Regions from separate parts of the Mus musculus genome. Here region 2 is linked to region 1. The links are chromatin loops, found by intact Hi-C in ENCODE. Cell type or tissue: left cerebral cortex. All regions are shown on one strand.

Evidence for each region. Hi-C counts contacts between places; a loop is a spot of excess contacts. Peaks named below come from ENCODE experiments on the same cell type or tissue, not always from the same donor. Only the 100,000 strongest peaks of a DNase experiment are listed, where the experiment ranks them.
Region 2: a loop joins it to region 1, with 2.1 times the contacts of the local background. A loop is called at or near these places in 2 of 42 quality-filtered maps.

The regions. Positions count from the first base shown.
Region 1 is chr6:143,283,508-143,291,507 of GRCm38, forward strand. All of the region lies in intron 3 of D6Ertd474e (DNA segment, Chr 6, ERATO Doi 474, expressed), which reads left to right. Among named protein-coding and RNA genes, the nearest start is that of 4930407I02Rik, 27 kb to the left of the region's middle. In left cerebral cortex, no CTCF peak of the experiment used is centred here; DNase peaks (open chromatin) are centred at 4,037, 4,705, 5,242, 5,451 and 2 more places; H3K27ac peaks cover 2,420 bases.
Region 2 is chr6:143,224,839-143,232,838 of GRCm38, forward strand. 4930407I02Rik (a long non-coding RNA gene) reads right to left here. Exons shown (of 3, transcript XR_869574.1): 3 at 7,507-7,904. It overlaps LOC115490444 (a long non-coding RNA gene), which reads left to right. Exons shown (of 3, transcript XR_003956546.1): 2 at 5,995-7,224; 3 at 7,993-8,000. Among named protein-coding and RNA genes, the nearest start is that of Gm52926, 14 kb to the right of the region's middle. In left cerebral cortex, no CTCF peak of the experiment used is centred here; DNase peaks (open chromatin) are centred at 4,648, 4,897, 6,229 and 7,493; H3K27ac peaks cover 1,716 bases.

The sequences.
Region 1 (8,000 bases):
ACCAAGTCCAGTTCCTCTGTGAGAGCAACCAGTGCTCTCAACTGCTGCCTGCTCTCTCCAGCCCCTGGAGTTCATTTCTCTTCGATGAGATGTGAGGTAGGGTTAAGGTTTACTTTTTAATGAGCTTTATTTGGAAGCAGTACGGTTTGTAGAAAAGTCACCTCCTTTTCCCATTCATGTGTCTGTGTGTCTTTCCCAGGACTCAAGTGTTTGCATGTGGGTAGAAGTACATTTATATTGGTTCATTTGTCTGTTGGGATATTTTAGATGACGACAGTTCTGCCTTCTTTCAGGAACTGATGGTCAGATTTGTTCTTTGTTTTCCAGCTGGACATTCCTTATCTGTCAGGACTGTCCATCAGTTTCTCCATAGAAGCTTGCCGAGATTTTAGTGAGGATTTAGCTAGAATACATCAGTCGGTAGCTATTTGGCAACCTGACACTGTCAAGTCTCAGGGACAAAGGCGTATGCAACTATAATTCCGCAGTATTTTCTTGCTTTCACTGTATAAATCTCAAACTTATTGATGAGATGTATACTGAAGTGTTTCATGTTTTCTATACTATTGTAAAAAACATTTAAGACATTTCATATTCAGCTGTTCATTGGCAGTGTAGAGAAATTCTCTTGAGTTTTGTAGCTTTATCTTTTAAAATTTGCTCACTTGTTTAATATCTTAGCAGCTGCTTCATTTCTTCTATCAGGATTGCCACACAGTTCGTCAAATTGTCCATGAGTAGAAAGAGTTTTATGTGTCCCTTTTCCACCTAGTTGTCTTTTGTTCTTTATCTTTTGGAGGTGACTAGAGTCATGGCTGTGCTGTTGAAAAGGTGTTGATAGCAGACATTTTTGCACATCTTTATCTTAGGGGCGAGTACTGTCTCTTTGCATTGCTATGGATGAAATGTGCCCCTGCCCCAGACCCAGACTTCTATATTAAAAGTCTGACCCTTAGTACCTCGGGCTGTGACTATTTGGAGAGAGAGTCTCTACAGAGGCAGTCAAAATAAAACTGGGCCCTAAGATTGGGCCTTAATCCCGTATGGCATACATTAATAGATGAGAAATTAGGTCTCAGACGTATTTGAGCCCAGAGAAAGCCCAGGTGGAGGCAAAGGGAGAAGATAACGCCTTACAAGCCCAGGGGGAGGTCTCAGGGGGAGAGCAACTCTACCAGCGTTGGAGCTTGTAGCTTAGCATCCTGAAGAGAGAGATTAATCCCTGCCATTGAAGTCACCTCACTAACAGAATTTTGTTACAGAGGTACTAACTGTCTAATGCAATCTGTAAGTATGATGTCAGCTGCAGGTTTTTTAAAGTGGCCATTATCAGTTTCCATTCCATTCCTAGTTTGTGGAAAGTTTTATTTTTTTTTTCTCCAACCAGGAATGTATATAGAATTTGTCGATGTTTTTCTGGATATAGTGAGACCATATGGCTTTTATTTTTAGTTTTTATTTTTTGCCGTGCTGAGGATTGAACCAAGGGTCTCACACATGCTAGGCAAGTGCTTTACCACTGAGCAAAACTCTGAGGACTGATTTTAATATTTAGTTTGGAAGGCTGGGGGACATAGTTTAGAGATGGAGAGCTTGTCTTGCATTTGAGGCCCTAGATTCAATCCACAGTGACATGAAATAAAATAACAATTAGCTTTTAAACTGTTTTTTTTAGATTAGTTATTGATTTTTAAAATTCTATGTGTCCATATTTCCACCTGAGTCTATGTACACGCACAATATGCACGAAGGTGAGTATTAATACAAGAAGAGGGCATTGGTTCCCTCAGAACTGGAGTTAAAGGCAGATATGAGCCCCCAAATGTGGGTACTGGGGACTCAACTCAGGCTCTGTAGAAGAAGGACGAGTACTAAGCTCTCTCTCCAGCCCCCAACTTAGCTTTTCCGTGTGGTGATTTTGTTGGATTGCAACAGTGATTTAATAGATGGTAAAAATTGCCCTATGTAGTTATAAGTGATATTTTCAGTACTTCTCCTTTATAGATGCAGTTAAAAGACAGTTAGCCACAACTCAGCCTTTGTAGGCTAGTAAAAATCTTGGGGTTGGGGTAGATTTTTCATGAGAAAGTAGTTGGAGTGAATGATAGTTAAATCACAAACTGATTGTACTGTGAACCCCCAACTACTTAAAAACATTTGCATTTCGCTTTAAAAAGGGGAAGAGATCATAGAAAAACAAGATAAATTAAAAACAAATGAAACCCAAGCATACAGGACACGACCTGGGCTTAAACTTCTGTGCACACGTGTCTCCGTAATAAGGATGAAGAATGGGTGCTTGCTTAGGTGATGGTTGGAGATGCTGAGGAAGGTGGCTTCCTTCTCCAGCATGGCGCCTACAATGCTTCCTTAGTGCTTCATTTTCTTCGCTTAGTGCGACATCCTTTAAAATTCGATCTCCTTTGGAAAACTCTAGGCAGTTACCACTCCCTCGTGGCTTCAGGTGACTTGCCTCGGGCTTGGGCAGTTTGGCTGAAGTCAGACCGCCAAGGAGCGCGGGGTCCTATTAAGTGATAATTTTGAAGTATAGAATGGCTTTTCTCATAGGACATGTTCTTAGGAAGGGCTCAGGAGAAGCAGGAAGCCACTGCAGGTGAAATGGAACAGATTCAGGTCAGCGTTTGTCACACTCAGTGTCTGGACGTAAGATTGACTAAGACAGTACCTTTATGTGAATGAGAAGAGGAGTGAAGGGAGAAAGGATGCCGAGGGGACACGGGGACTGGAAGCACGGGGACAAAGGTACTGGGAGAGTGTCACACTCTGGGGACCTAATCCTACTGGCTTAGACCCCTACTAATCTCACCATTGAAGATTTATTTATCTAGGGTGATTTTAATGCTGCAGAGATTTATTGCTAAATATGTGTGTCGTGGGATACCGTATAGTTAAGTATGGCGAGAGCTAAGGCGCTCAGTCATGTTATATGGATATAAAGTCTGGTTCCATCTGTCACTGCTTGAGGGATTGGGGGGGGGCACTTAGATGTGTTTTTGACTTTATCCTCGCATCCAGAAAATGGGTTATTAGAAAAAAACATTTCATGTTGCTGTGACAAAGTAACTGATAAAAGTCACTTAAGGAGGGGAAGAAGGCTTTATCTTGGTTCACAGTCTGAGGGTGCCGAGCATCATGACAGACATTGGGGCAGCAGGAGCCTGAGGCGCTGGCCAGTTATATACACTGTCCAGAAGCAGAGAAAGAAGAGCACTGGATGGAGCGCTCCAATTCATTCCAGGATGGGAGCCCATGGGCTGGCACCGCCCACAGGATGGCACCGCCCACGGGATGGCACCGCCCACGGGATGGCACCACCCACAATGAGGGTGAGGCTTCATGCTTTCATTAGATAAATCTGGAAACATCTTTATATATACCCAGAGGAGAATTTCCACAGTGGTTCTAAGCCCAGTCAAGTTGATAATAAAGATTAACTATTTCAATTTAGATCAATTAAGATATATATTCAGAGTCCTCACCATAATGCCTAGCACACACAAGACACACCCCCTCATGAGGAAATGAATACATTCAATAGTATTTGGATAAATAAGACTCATAATGGATAAAAGATTGTACGTGGAACTTCTAGAAATTGACAATAGGAAAACTACTTGTTGGCTTTTAAAAATATGGGTAGATAATAAAAATATTGTTAGGAAGGAAGAGAAATACAACTGAACCTTTAAAAATATTTTTAAAAGTTCAAATTGTTTATAATAAGATACATAATAATTAAACTTGTGTACAAAACCATTTTAACCTATCAGACTGAAACGATAAAATTCTCAGGGAGTGCAAATCACCCCTGTCTATCTGCATATTAATTAATGCCCCTCATACCCAGAAAGTCCACTCCTTGGAGTTTATCCTACAGAAAAGACTGTGTGCACACGCGGGGTGCGAGTCGTACACAAGCTTCTTTGTTATGACATCGTTTGCCATACAAAAAGCCAGAAATAACCGCCGTGCACGTCCGTGGGGGACTTGATGAGTGAATCAGGGCCTGTTGTCTTCCACGTAGTGTGAGGAGGCACGGAAAATGAGATCAGCCTGGATTGGAAAGCTCTCGCAGTTGCATCGGAAACTCCGGAGGTATGCGCTCCATGTTTTATATAAGACACAGGGACAGCATTGATCTAAGTTTACACCTGATTATAATTGCATAATGAAACTCTAAACACATTCCTAAGAAACTAATAAAAGAGGGGTCTTTGAGGATGGCAGGGGGCGAATAGGGCCATTGGAAGCAGAAGTTGGAGCTAGACTTTTTTTATTGCCTTTTTAATATATATATATATATTAAGCGGAATAACCAGAAACATTTTTTCTCACCTACTCAAAAGTAAGAAAAAAAATCATCTTTTTGATCAATAGTTGCAGCCTTTCTATGATAATAGGAAGTGACAGATCACGAGTTATTTTTTTTCCTGAATTAATCTGCTCCGTACCGCTTCTCATTTTATCTTATTAGTTATTTTCCACGAAGCCTCAAAGAGCAGAGTAAGTTCAGCGCCCACCAGGAGCTGATGAAGTGGCCTGGCTAGTGGCGGCAAACGTGGGCCAATTAAAAAATTCCCTTTCCAGTCCTTTAATAATTCCAATTTCCTTTGTTAATCCAATTTCCACCAATGCAAACAGCTCGGATAGTGCTAATTTAGCACACACAGGGTGCACAGGATGGACGTTCCCGAGAGTGGCTTCTCAAGGAGACCATTTACCCCAAGCTTCCCGCTTCTTATGTAAGTCTTCACTGGTAGTTGCCTATACGGGTCTGTGTCATGTACGAAGTTCAGGAATTTTCAAAGGGGAAGAATCCTTTTCTTTTTACTGAAAAAGGCCAAGTGTTTGATATTTTTTCTCCTATAAAGCTGGTTATTCCACTAGAATCAAACAAGGGATTAAAATCTGTGACATTAACCCATGTTAAATGTAGAGAATTGAATGATTTTCCTCATTTATTAAGTCTTCAATGCTACCCCGTGCACTTTAAAATAAAATGCAAGGCTCACCCTTATGATTGAAAGATTAGACGAGGCTTGAACCAGTAAAAATAGATTTTTTAAAGGAAAAGTTATTTTGAGTGGAACGCTAGCTGTACTAGACAAATTCAGTCGGGCCTCCTCTTCAGTCTTGTCAAAGCTTACCACAGTCCAGAAGGCACCGGCGTCTATGCCAAAAAATCAGAGCAGCAGCAGTTAGAAAAAAATAAGTGCACTAAGAAATATTAAATGGGAAGCCAAAGTCTATAAATAAAAAGGCAAGGCAGGGTTGATCAATCACCAGTAACTGAACAGAGCACAGGAGCTGGAAGGGAGAGAGAGACTGCGCACACAACATATGAGATTAGATACAAACGATTTAATTAAACCGTGTTCCTTCTACACGAGACTCAGAAGTCTCTAAATGTTAAGAAAAACCGGAGTATAGAAAGGCGGTGCCTTGCCGTGCAAAGCTCTAGCGCATACGCAGCAATGCTTGTGCCAAAAGCAGAAATAGAGGCTGCGGATCCGTCCCGGGTGAGTGGAGTGGTTGTGATCTCCGCCTGCCTCTTGCTATTATTCATCCCAGCCTTGTGGCTGTAATGGAAGGAAGGACCAAACCCTGCTCACCAGCAACAGACCAAACGCCACACACTTGGAGCGCGGCTGGGAAGTGTAGCCAGTGTGAAGGAATAGTCAATGTGATCAAGAGTTAAAGAGACTCCATTAATAATAAAGGCCTGTGAGGTGGCTCAATGAATAAAGCCTTTGCTGCCGGGTCTGATGACCTTTGACCCCACATGATGGAAGGAAGGACAGGGCTCCTGCAAGTTGCCCTCTGACCGCCACGTGCCCTGAGATATGTATACGCTGTGCCCCATGCCGACCCCTAGTAAACATAATTGAGAAAAATAAGTGGCTTAGTTAATAATTAATATCAATGTGTGGAGGACCAGAGGGAGGGGACTGAGCAAGGAGGTCCCCTCAAGTAGAGAGAGAGAGAGAGAGAGAGAGAGAGAAAGAAGAAAGGTGTTGGGGCTGCCTGCTGGCCAGCCTCAAAACCATTGGAAATGGACTAGATGATGTCTAGGTGACATTAAAGCATTAAAGGCTGGTCTTGTCTTAGCAAATCACTTGACTGCTCAGCAGAATTGGACCATATGGCCTCTTTCTAGAAGGGAACTTGACTCTTCAAATAAGAGGCCCATTCAGCGCGATGACATTTAGATTCCAAGAAATAAATATAGGTTTATAAAAACATGCACCACAGCCCTCTTGGATAGCCATGGTTTTATGTCTTAAATTCAGCCAGGAAAAAAAATAGAAATTATATATTCTTTTATGTACATTTAGATTTTAAGCTAAAAGGGATTTGAGGTTCTGGAATGAGAGTCTAAGCTCGGATCTGCGGCTCTGTCTATAGCGTCTATATCAGTCATATTGTTCATTCGTAATTCAATGAAACGGGAGGACCGTGTGTGCCAGAAACCAGAATGGTTTTGCTCTGATCACAAATTGGAAGGCAAAAAGCTAAATCTATATATGTGCGCATGCACACACACACACACACACACACACACACACACACACACACACACACACACCACACACACACCCGTTTTCCAACCTAATAAGAGAAAGCCAGAATTCTGAGGGGAAAAGGGTTATTTTTAAATGCAAAGATGGCTTTGAGAGTTACTAGTTCTGATCGTGGCTTGTGGGAAAGGCACATGTCCTGCTAATAGATTGACTGAGAAGAAAAACATTATTATTGGTGAGTTTTGCTTCCGATTAGATCCAGTGATATCTCTAAGCAATTTGTTATTTACGTAGCTGGGCGGTAAACAGTGGGGAGGGCACCTGCAGTGGCGTGTGGCGGAGAGGTTGCCTCCAACGTAAGCACGTGCCGAGCACGTGGGTGGAGATTCTGCAGCACGCAGCTTTATCAGATCTATGGGAGATGAAAATGGGGGCAGATAAAGAAAATTAAAATGAGATCCAGCTAAACAGTGGAGCATTTGTAAGATAATCATCTAATTAGATGCAGAGAGTATAAATATGTACCTTCACTGACAACCGACCTGACATGAAAATTCAAAAAAAAATATTAAATTCAGATAAATAAAATAAAACTTTTAAGACTCAGAATTTTGCTGGCTTATAGATTGTGTACAATTGGGGTGAGAGAGTCGCATCCCTGCTTCAGAACACCCAGTCACACCCTCCATATGGAGATCCCATTAGCTTTCTGGTTCTTATAGCTTTTAAATCTGTTGATTTATTTGTCTGGGGTGTGTGTGCCACAGCACACATGTGGAGGTCAGAGAACGACCTCCTGGAGTCATTCTCATCTTTTTGTCTTGTTTTTTTTTTTTTTTTTGTTTGTTTGTTTGTTTTTTTTTTTGTTTTTGTTTTTGGAGACAGGGTTTTTCTGTATCGCCCTGGCTGTCCTGGAACTCACTCTGTAGATCAGGCTGGCCTCGAACTCAGAAATCCACCTGCCTCTGCCTCCCAAGTGCTGGGATTAAAGGTGAGCACCACCACGTCCGGCTTTGGGGCAAATTTGTTTTGTTTTCTTTTGTTTTATTTATTTATTTATTTAGCGTCCTCATCTTTTATCTTGTTGACATGAGGACCTGATCTGATCTCTGTCCACTGCGTGTCATTAGTGTGCCCCCAGTTGTGACACCAATGATGTTTGTAGATATGGCCTAATGTTCCCTAAGTGGCAAAAATCTTTATCAGTTAGGAACCAATTATATGTATGTGTGTATTTGTGCGTGCGCACTCACACACACACACACACACACACACACACACACTTATGTATGTATATACATGTATGTGTACATAGATAAATACTTATATCCTTCTTTCTCCCTCCCTTCCTCCTTCCTCTGTCTCTCATCTTTCCCTGTCACTCTCCCTCCCTTCCTCCTTCCTCTGTCTCTCATCTTTCCCTGTCACTCTCCTTCCCTTTCTCCTTCCTCTGTCTCT
Region 2 (8,000 bases), 59 kb before region 1:
CATGACGTTCAGCCTGTTTTGCATTTTGATTCCTGCTGTGTCTTGACTATTTTGCCTGTGTGTGTAGCTGGGTGTCAAAACACTCGACTATAACCCCACCGTTTGGGACGTAGAGCCAGGGGGAAATTAGGAGTGCAAGATCATCCTCTGGTACCTAGTGAGTTCAAGGCTGGCCTGGGCTACATGAGACCCCATGTCTCAACAGAAACTAAACGAAACCAGGAAAAGAGAAGTCGCATGAGTATAGCATGGCTGGCTCACGTGAAGTCTTAGGTTATTTGCTTCCTGATTTTAATTTTTTCTGGGTTTACAACAGATGTTCAGTAATAAGTTTTCAAGTTAGAAGGTTTCTGAGAGAGCATGCCACAGTAGTCTATGGGCTATTTTATTCAGATTTTTGAGTGTGTGATTCCTCTTTTTTCTTGCTGTGTTTCCTTTGTTTGTCTTTAGTTCCTTTGTATCCCAAGTGCGTAGTGTTTAATTTAATCAGTTTGGAACATTTTGCACGTGCTTAGAACCTGTATTTTGGTGCCCTGGCTTATTGTTGGCTCGGTATGACATCTCCAGATCCGTGTGCTCACACCTCATGCATTTTCACACTTTATAGGATTTGCTTCTCACAGGTAACACAAAGCTTCAGTTGAGAGCGGTCTTCATACATAACCGTGGCCAGCCATTATTTTTATTATTATTATTGTTGTTATTTTAATTGACAGCATTTCATTTTATTATTTATTTGTATGTATGCTTGTGGGTGCTCATAGAGGCCAGGGCTCTGTCACTGTGTCCCCTGGGGCTGAAGTTACAGGCTTTTATGAGTTGCTGGTCATGGTGCTGGAAACTGAACTCTCACTCACTAAGCTGTCTCTCCAGCCCATAGCATTATTTTTTAAATGTATGTATATTTATTTATGTGTATATGTCCATATATGTATATGGACAATTTACCCAACAACACAGTCTCCACACATTCTTTGTTTAAGGGATGTGTGTATATGAAAAGTCAACTATTTTTAGCTATTTTTAAAGCTCAGAATTGAACTTTTAAAAAAAGACTTATTTTTTTTATTGTATGTGTATGTATGTGTGTGCACGCATGTATGTGTGTGTAGCACACAGGCATTGCCACGGAGGACAGAAGAGTGCGTTGGATCCTGGAACTGCAGTCACAGGTGGTTTTGGTCTCTGTGTAGTGCTGAGAACTGAGCCCAGGTCCTCTGCAAGAGCAGTCAGTGCTCTTAACGAACACATCATCTCTCCAGCCCTTGGAGTTCTGGTTCTATTGGTTCAAGGAACGCTGCTGTGAAGTGTGTGAGTGTGCAGTTTCTCTAGGATGTATGCTTAGGGGTGGGCTTGCCGCATGTCTTGGTTTCTTTTCCTTTGGCTACAGTGAAGTGTCCTGACAGAAGCAACTTAAGGGAGAAAAGGTCTACTTTAGTCACAGTTCAAGGTACCGCATCTTGCGGTGGAGAAGCCAAGGCAGCAGGAGCCTGAAGCCCGGCCGGTCACACTGCATCCACACTCAGGAAGCAGAGGAATGAATGGAAGTGAGTGCTCAGCTTGCTTCCTACATCTCAGTCAGGGATCCCCTGCTCCAGAAGCCGTCACATCCACAGTTAAGATGCGTCTTCTTCCCACAGCAGCTAATGTGATGAAAATCATCCCTCACGTAGGGCTGGACCCATCTGGTTCATAGGCTAAAGGCATTTCTTGCTTTTGCAGAGGTTTTGTTGCCAGGACCCACATGGCAGCTTACAGTCTTCTGTAACTCCAGTCCCAGAGGACCCGGCATTTTCTGACCTCTGTGGGATCTGTACACAGTGCATAGATGGACAGCAGGCAGAGCATCCATGCAAGTGAAACAGAGAAGAAAGTTCCCAGATGTGTTCAGAGGTTCATCTCTCATGGATCTTAATACTTTCATCAAGTTGACAGTGACTACTCGCTGTCGCATGGGCTTACAAAGGGTGTGCCTGATTCTTCCGTTTGCAGCTCTGTGCTGCTTTCTAAACTGACCGTACCAAATTAGGCTTCCACCGTCTGAAAATTCCCAGTGCTTTTCACTCCTGCCGGAACACACCACTGTCAGGATTGTGAGTGGTTTCCTTTCTGGTGTCTATGAAATGGAATCCTGTTGTGGTTTTAATTTTCATTTTACCTATAATTTATGGGTAATTTATGGGTACAGATGAATCCTGTGTGTGCTTCAGTTTCTGAGAGAAACCCCCATGTGTCTCATGCTCACTTTTTTTTTCTATAAGGTTGGATTTTTTGGGCGGTCAGGAATTTATAAGCAAATTTTGTAAACTATAGGTTTAATCTTTTCTTGGTTCTCTGTGTTGGAAACAACTCCTTCCTGAATGGGATACTATTTTACTCTTTTTTTTTTAAAGATGAAGATTTATTTATTGATTTTATTTGATGTAAGTACACTCATTGTAGCTGTCTTCAGACACCCCAGAAGAGAGAATCAGATTAGATCTCATGGTGGATGGTTGTGAGTAAACCACCATGTGGTTGCCGGGATTTGAACTCGGGACCTCTGGGAGTGCAGTCGGCGCTCTTAACCTCTGAGCCATCTCTCCAGCCCCCTATTTTACTCTTTTGATGATGTCTTTTGGATGCAGAGCAGTGCTTTATTTTAGTGTAATAGTAACGACTTTTATTTTAGGGTTCATGCTTTTTTGTGTCATATTAAGAAATCTTACAACTTTGTAAAGATGGCTAAGGCTCCCTCCCAACCACCCCCCCTACCCCCCAGTCACGGGGATTGAATTTAGGGCCTGTGCATAGCAAGCAAGTGCACTTACCACTGGGCTACACCTCCAGCCCTGTTGGCTTTGATGATACGCAGCTGCTTGGGGTAATGTGGAATTTCCATGTAGTTTTTTAATATGCATTTTTTCTGATATCTACCAGTTACATTTTAACGTTTTGGCTTTGATATTTTATGCTTTTCAACATAGATAACAAGGCAGGTGGATTTCTGAGTTCGAGGCCAGCCTAGTCTACAGAGTGAGTTCTAGGACAGCCAGGGCTACACAGAGAAACCCTATCTCAAGAAAAAAACAATTTTTTTTCTCATATACTTTTAAAAACCTGTCCTTTCCCCTTCGATCTACGATGTTAGATCAGACATAAGCCCAGCTTCCCAGATGTCTATTGCTTCCATGTTCTTAGTACACCTTCTTAATTATTACAGTGCTTGTTTCACGTTTTTTCATGTGATGCACACTGTCTGCCTTATTTTACTTTCAGTAAGATTCCCCCTTGGTTTCTATTATGGCCAATCGAAAAATGGGATCGTGAAGAGAGTTTGAAAGATTCTGTACAGCAGACAGACAACCCTGAGCTCCGCACTTTAACTGCTCTGCTCTGCCATACAACTGTCTATTCATTCATCTATCTACACATGTTTCTGGAAAATTAGCCTTTGGCTTCCCAGGAAACCCTTGTTGGACTTCATTTAAAGTTCACTTGAACTTATAAACAAGTTAGGAATAATGATTGCTATAGTAGACACAGGTTGATATAATCAATGGCTGTGATAAACATTGCTCATCTAACTTACATTTTTTGTTGATAGAGATCTTCAAAGCATTTGTTAGATTTATTTACGTATTACTTCAAAGGACATGTAATTTTATTTTATGTATAGGAATATCTCCATGTATGTATACACACCATATGCATGCCCTGCCCAAAGGCAATGGAGAACACCAGGTCCCCTGGAGCTAGAGTTACAGATGGCTGTGAGAGCCATGTGGGTGCTGGGAACTGAGCCTGAGTTTCCTGCTAGAGCAGCCCGTGCCCTTAACTGCTGGGTCATCCTTTTAACCCCTTATTTTCTACTTTGTATGTGTAGTATGAGTGTGTGTGCTCACGTGTGCATGTGTGTGCATGCCTGTTTACATGTATGGGTGCATACATTTGGAGGTCAGAGGTTGATGGTGGGCTGTCTTCCTTAGGTGCTCTCTGCCTTATGTTTTGGGGCAAGGTCTCTCTCACTTGAATCCAGAGCTTGCCAATGCCCTAGTCCAGTTAAAACGCCAGCTTCTCTGGCCAGGATCCAGTCTCCGCCTCCTGAGTGCTGAGTGACTGGAGGTCTGGGGCTTCGGAAATCTGGTTCCACACATGCACTCTGTTATCTTCTAGATATGTCGTGACATCAGACATTTTAAAAACTCTTGTTTCTAGCTTTAAAATAAGCACTTTGGAAAAGGCTCCCTTAGTTGGTGTGTGCTGCTGGTTGTATTTCATAGGTCTTTCAATAGCAAACTTGACGTTTGCTTTGAAGCAGATTCTGACTTTCTGCTCTTCTGGATATTTATTTGGGATTTGAAACACTGAGCCCCGAGGAGCTTAAAGATGGTAATAGCATCGCTCATAGCTTTGCATTCAGCCACAGTTCCCTACACTGATACGGAGTAAGCACCCAGTAAACACCGACTGAGCAAGGCCAAGACTGTCTTCTTAAATATGTCTCTAATTGTAGGAGTTGATAGTTCATTGTGACACAAGTCACTGTCAGCCTGATGACTTTGCACATCCAGCAGCTGACACATTATTATTTGAGTCAGCCCATAGTTTCCATTTGGTTATTTGATTATTTCAGACAGTAAACACCAAAATGGTATGCATGTGTGTGTGTGTCTCTGTGTGTAACTATGTGTGTATGTGCCTGTATGTATGTGTGCATACATGTGCTCTGTGGGGAGCTGTGCATGCATGTTTTGTACATTTTTAGTCCTTTTAGTCATTCAGAATTTTTGTGAGTTCTTTTCAGAACTATTTTTTCCCCCAAATAAAATGTCTAATTTGTAGTTGTGACAATAGTAGGAGCTGAGGTATCTAAATTAAGACCAAAAGGTACCATAAGGACAATGGAATATTTGGAAATTTATTTCAGTCTCAATGAAGCATAGGAAGTCTGTCTGTGTCTTTGGCCCACGTCTTAGTCAGCTGTTGCTGAAGCTCAGTGGCTTGCCTGGGGCGGTAAGGCTCCTAGTGCCCAGGGCGGCTTGCCTGGGGCGGTAAGTCTCCCAGTGCCCAGGGCTGCATGTTTCTGGGGACAAACCTGCTTTAGGATATCGGTTGGTTTGTTAGCCTTGGTGCCAAACTTCAGTGGCCTTTAGTTAAATGACACAGCTTACAAATTTGTAAAGCAAACCCAAAGGAAAAGAGTCAGACATAGAATAGTACTGGCACTTCCTCTCGGTCTCATTCCATTAATCTTCAGGAGTCACGTGATCAGGCCCAAGGTCAACGAGCAGAAGAAAATGTATTGGCTCATCACACTGCAGGGCAGCTTACATTCCGGAGATGGAACTGTACGTGAGCCAGGCGTGTCACCTCTCACGTCTGCCTCTCATCTTTATATCAGTCTTCCAAAGACTGAAATGGGAGGGTGGCTGTGAGTTTGAAGCCAGCCTCTACTACACACTGAAGAATCAGTGCCAGGCCAATCTGGACAACAGGCTGAGATCCTGCCCTCCAGACCCAAAGAACCATCAGACCTAAAGACAACAATGTAATCTGCTACAGCCTTCAGTGATGCTCATATAACAGGCGGAGAGCTAAGCCTAGTTACTAGTTACTGTTGCTATTGCTATAGAAGCTGTTGAGTCTGTTGACACTTAGAATCCTTGCTGTAACTCACTCTCCGAATTTTGCTTTCCAGTTTTCCATGGAAGATTCCTGCCCTCCTCTTATTCCCTATTTCTTTGCTAGTAAAGTATAAATAATAAGAATTTTGGTTTATGTTTCCAAGTATCCGCTTTCATTTGCAACCCTTTTTTTGGTATGATTACGATTGTAATGTTTTTCACGTTTTTAGTAGTCTTAGAGTCTTTAAATGACTGTGAAATCCAACCTGGTGGAAGTCACTCAGTTGTCTGTTTGCTCTTCTGAGCTTGCCCTGGGTGAGGGTTATCTTGTGCTGAAGATTGCTGTTCATCCAAACAGGCGATTTGACTTCAGATCTAATTACTGCAGGAGCAATTGTGCCTTGGCCAAGGAGACCCTCCAGCCTGCCCAGATGTCAGTATCGGAGCCAGCTGAACACAGGCCCTGGTCCCAACCTCTGATAGAAGTCGACCTTCACATAGCTCCAATTTCAGCCATTTCAAGCATGAGAGCTGGAGTTTGGTTTCCCAAAACCCACATAAAAAAAGGCAAGTGTGGTGACGTGTGTTTTCACAGCCCCAGCTCTGAAGAGGCAGAGGCAGGAGGAGCCCTGGGGCTCTGCCCAGTGTAGGAGGAAGTGGGAACTGAAGAGCTACCCAACTGAGTCCTTCTGCATTCAGTATGGCATTTGAAATTCCCCTTTGCAAGTAGACTCAGAATTCTATGATTGTCAGAATCATGTGGAAAGATTTTTAAAAAAAAATATCTGTTTGCTTATTATTAACAAAGTAACTAGTTAATTTATGTGTGGCCAGGTGCATGCCCCAGCCTCAGTGCAGTCAATGTACATGTAGCAGACAGAGGATACCTTGTGGCAGTCTGTTCTCTCCAACCTTGTGAACTCTGGGTTCACAGTTTTGGTGGCAACCCTCTTTACCTGCTGAGCCATCTCAATGGCTCTGGAAAGATTTTTTTTTTTTTAAGGCTGTAGAGAGCTGTCCTCCACCTTAGACTCATTGACTGTAAATCTTGGGAAGACCCCGGAAGAACCTTTTAAGTCTTCCAGTTGACTGTGATCTATCAGGCCTTGGCTTTTAAAGGGATGAGTGGGCTTCTCTGGGAGTGGTGAATCTGGGTGAAGTTACTGTTCTAAATAGACCGTGTGTTTGGTGAAAGGCACAGCGGGTATTATCCTCTCCCCTCTCATCTTTGAGCATCCAGATTGCTGTTTCCAACCACTGGACGCTGTGAGTGTTTCCTGGATTGGTCCGCTGTATCGGGTCTTTACTTCTGTTCTAGTGGCTTCTTGGCCATCTGGTAATTGTGTTGATGGGAGCCAAAATGGAAAACAGAGGGCACTATTAGCTCAAACTCCAGAACATAACAGTTGTCTGACTTTCCACCAACCCTGCCAACACTAGGCCAATGACAATATTGTTTCTAACCCGCGTGCATCCCCCAGGCCAAGTTGGAAACTCGTTCCTTGCAGCAACAGGAACAAGTCTGCCACACTGATGGACAAGATTCAGAAAGTTCAGAATTAAGGATCTGGTCCAAGAGTTTTATCAGCATCAAGAAATCCTCTCCATCAGGCCTGGGGTAGGATGACAAGCATTCCCATCTTCTTTGTCTAGTTCCCTGGAGCTCTTTGAAATTGTTGAAAAAGGACCAAATGGAATGGACCGAACTGCTGTATTAGTGTTCCGTTAGCCAGCAAGCTAATTATTTTTTTCCTGACAAATGTCTGTGAGGAGGGTGTTACAGCATCCTGATTTATGGCTACTTCACTTTGCAAGTCATATGCTCTGCTAGGAGAGCACAAATAGAAGGATATTTTAAATGCCAAAAAAAGAAAAAAAAAGAAATGCTAAACTTTATTTCAGAGCGATTTTATTTTTGTCCTTGAATTAGAAGCACTAATTTTTTTTTCCCTTGACAATTGTACAGTGGTGCAGACCTCTCAGCTGGCGTGGGTACTGTATGCTCAAAGCAGGCCACATTTATCTGCATTTGGATGAGATGAGACCTTTTAGATCACTCTCCCTCTGTAGCAAATTAAAGTGGAGGGTGGAAGGAGGAAGGAGCAGGGTTTCATTGTGAGTCAGTCTCTGTAGGTTCCCGGGGTCTTAGAGGAGATAGTTGGTCTGTTTGCGTGGTGAGGGTGGGTGTAGAAATTATCTCCAGTCACTGCAGGACAGTCAGGGGGAAGGAAGGATCTGGGACTCTCCTCGGGCCAGGACCATGGTCCCCATTCTGGCGTGCTCTGTTCAACCGGCCACCTGGACAGATGAGACCTATATTATTTATTTATTCAAAAAGATTTATTACTTATTTTTACTTTTTGTGTTTTGTCTACATGTATGTCAGTGTACCAT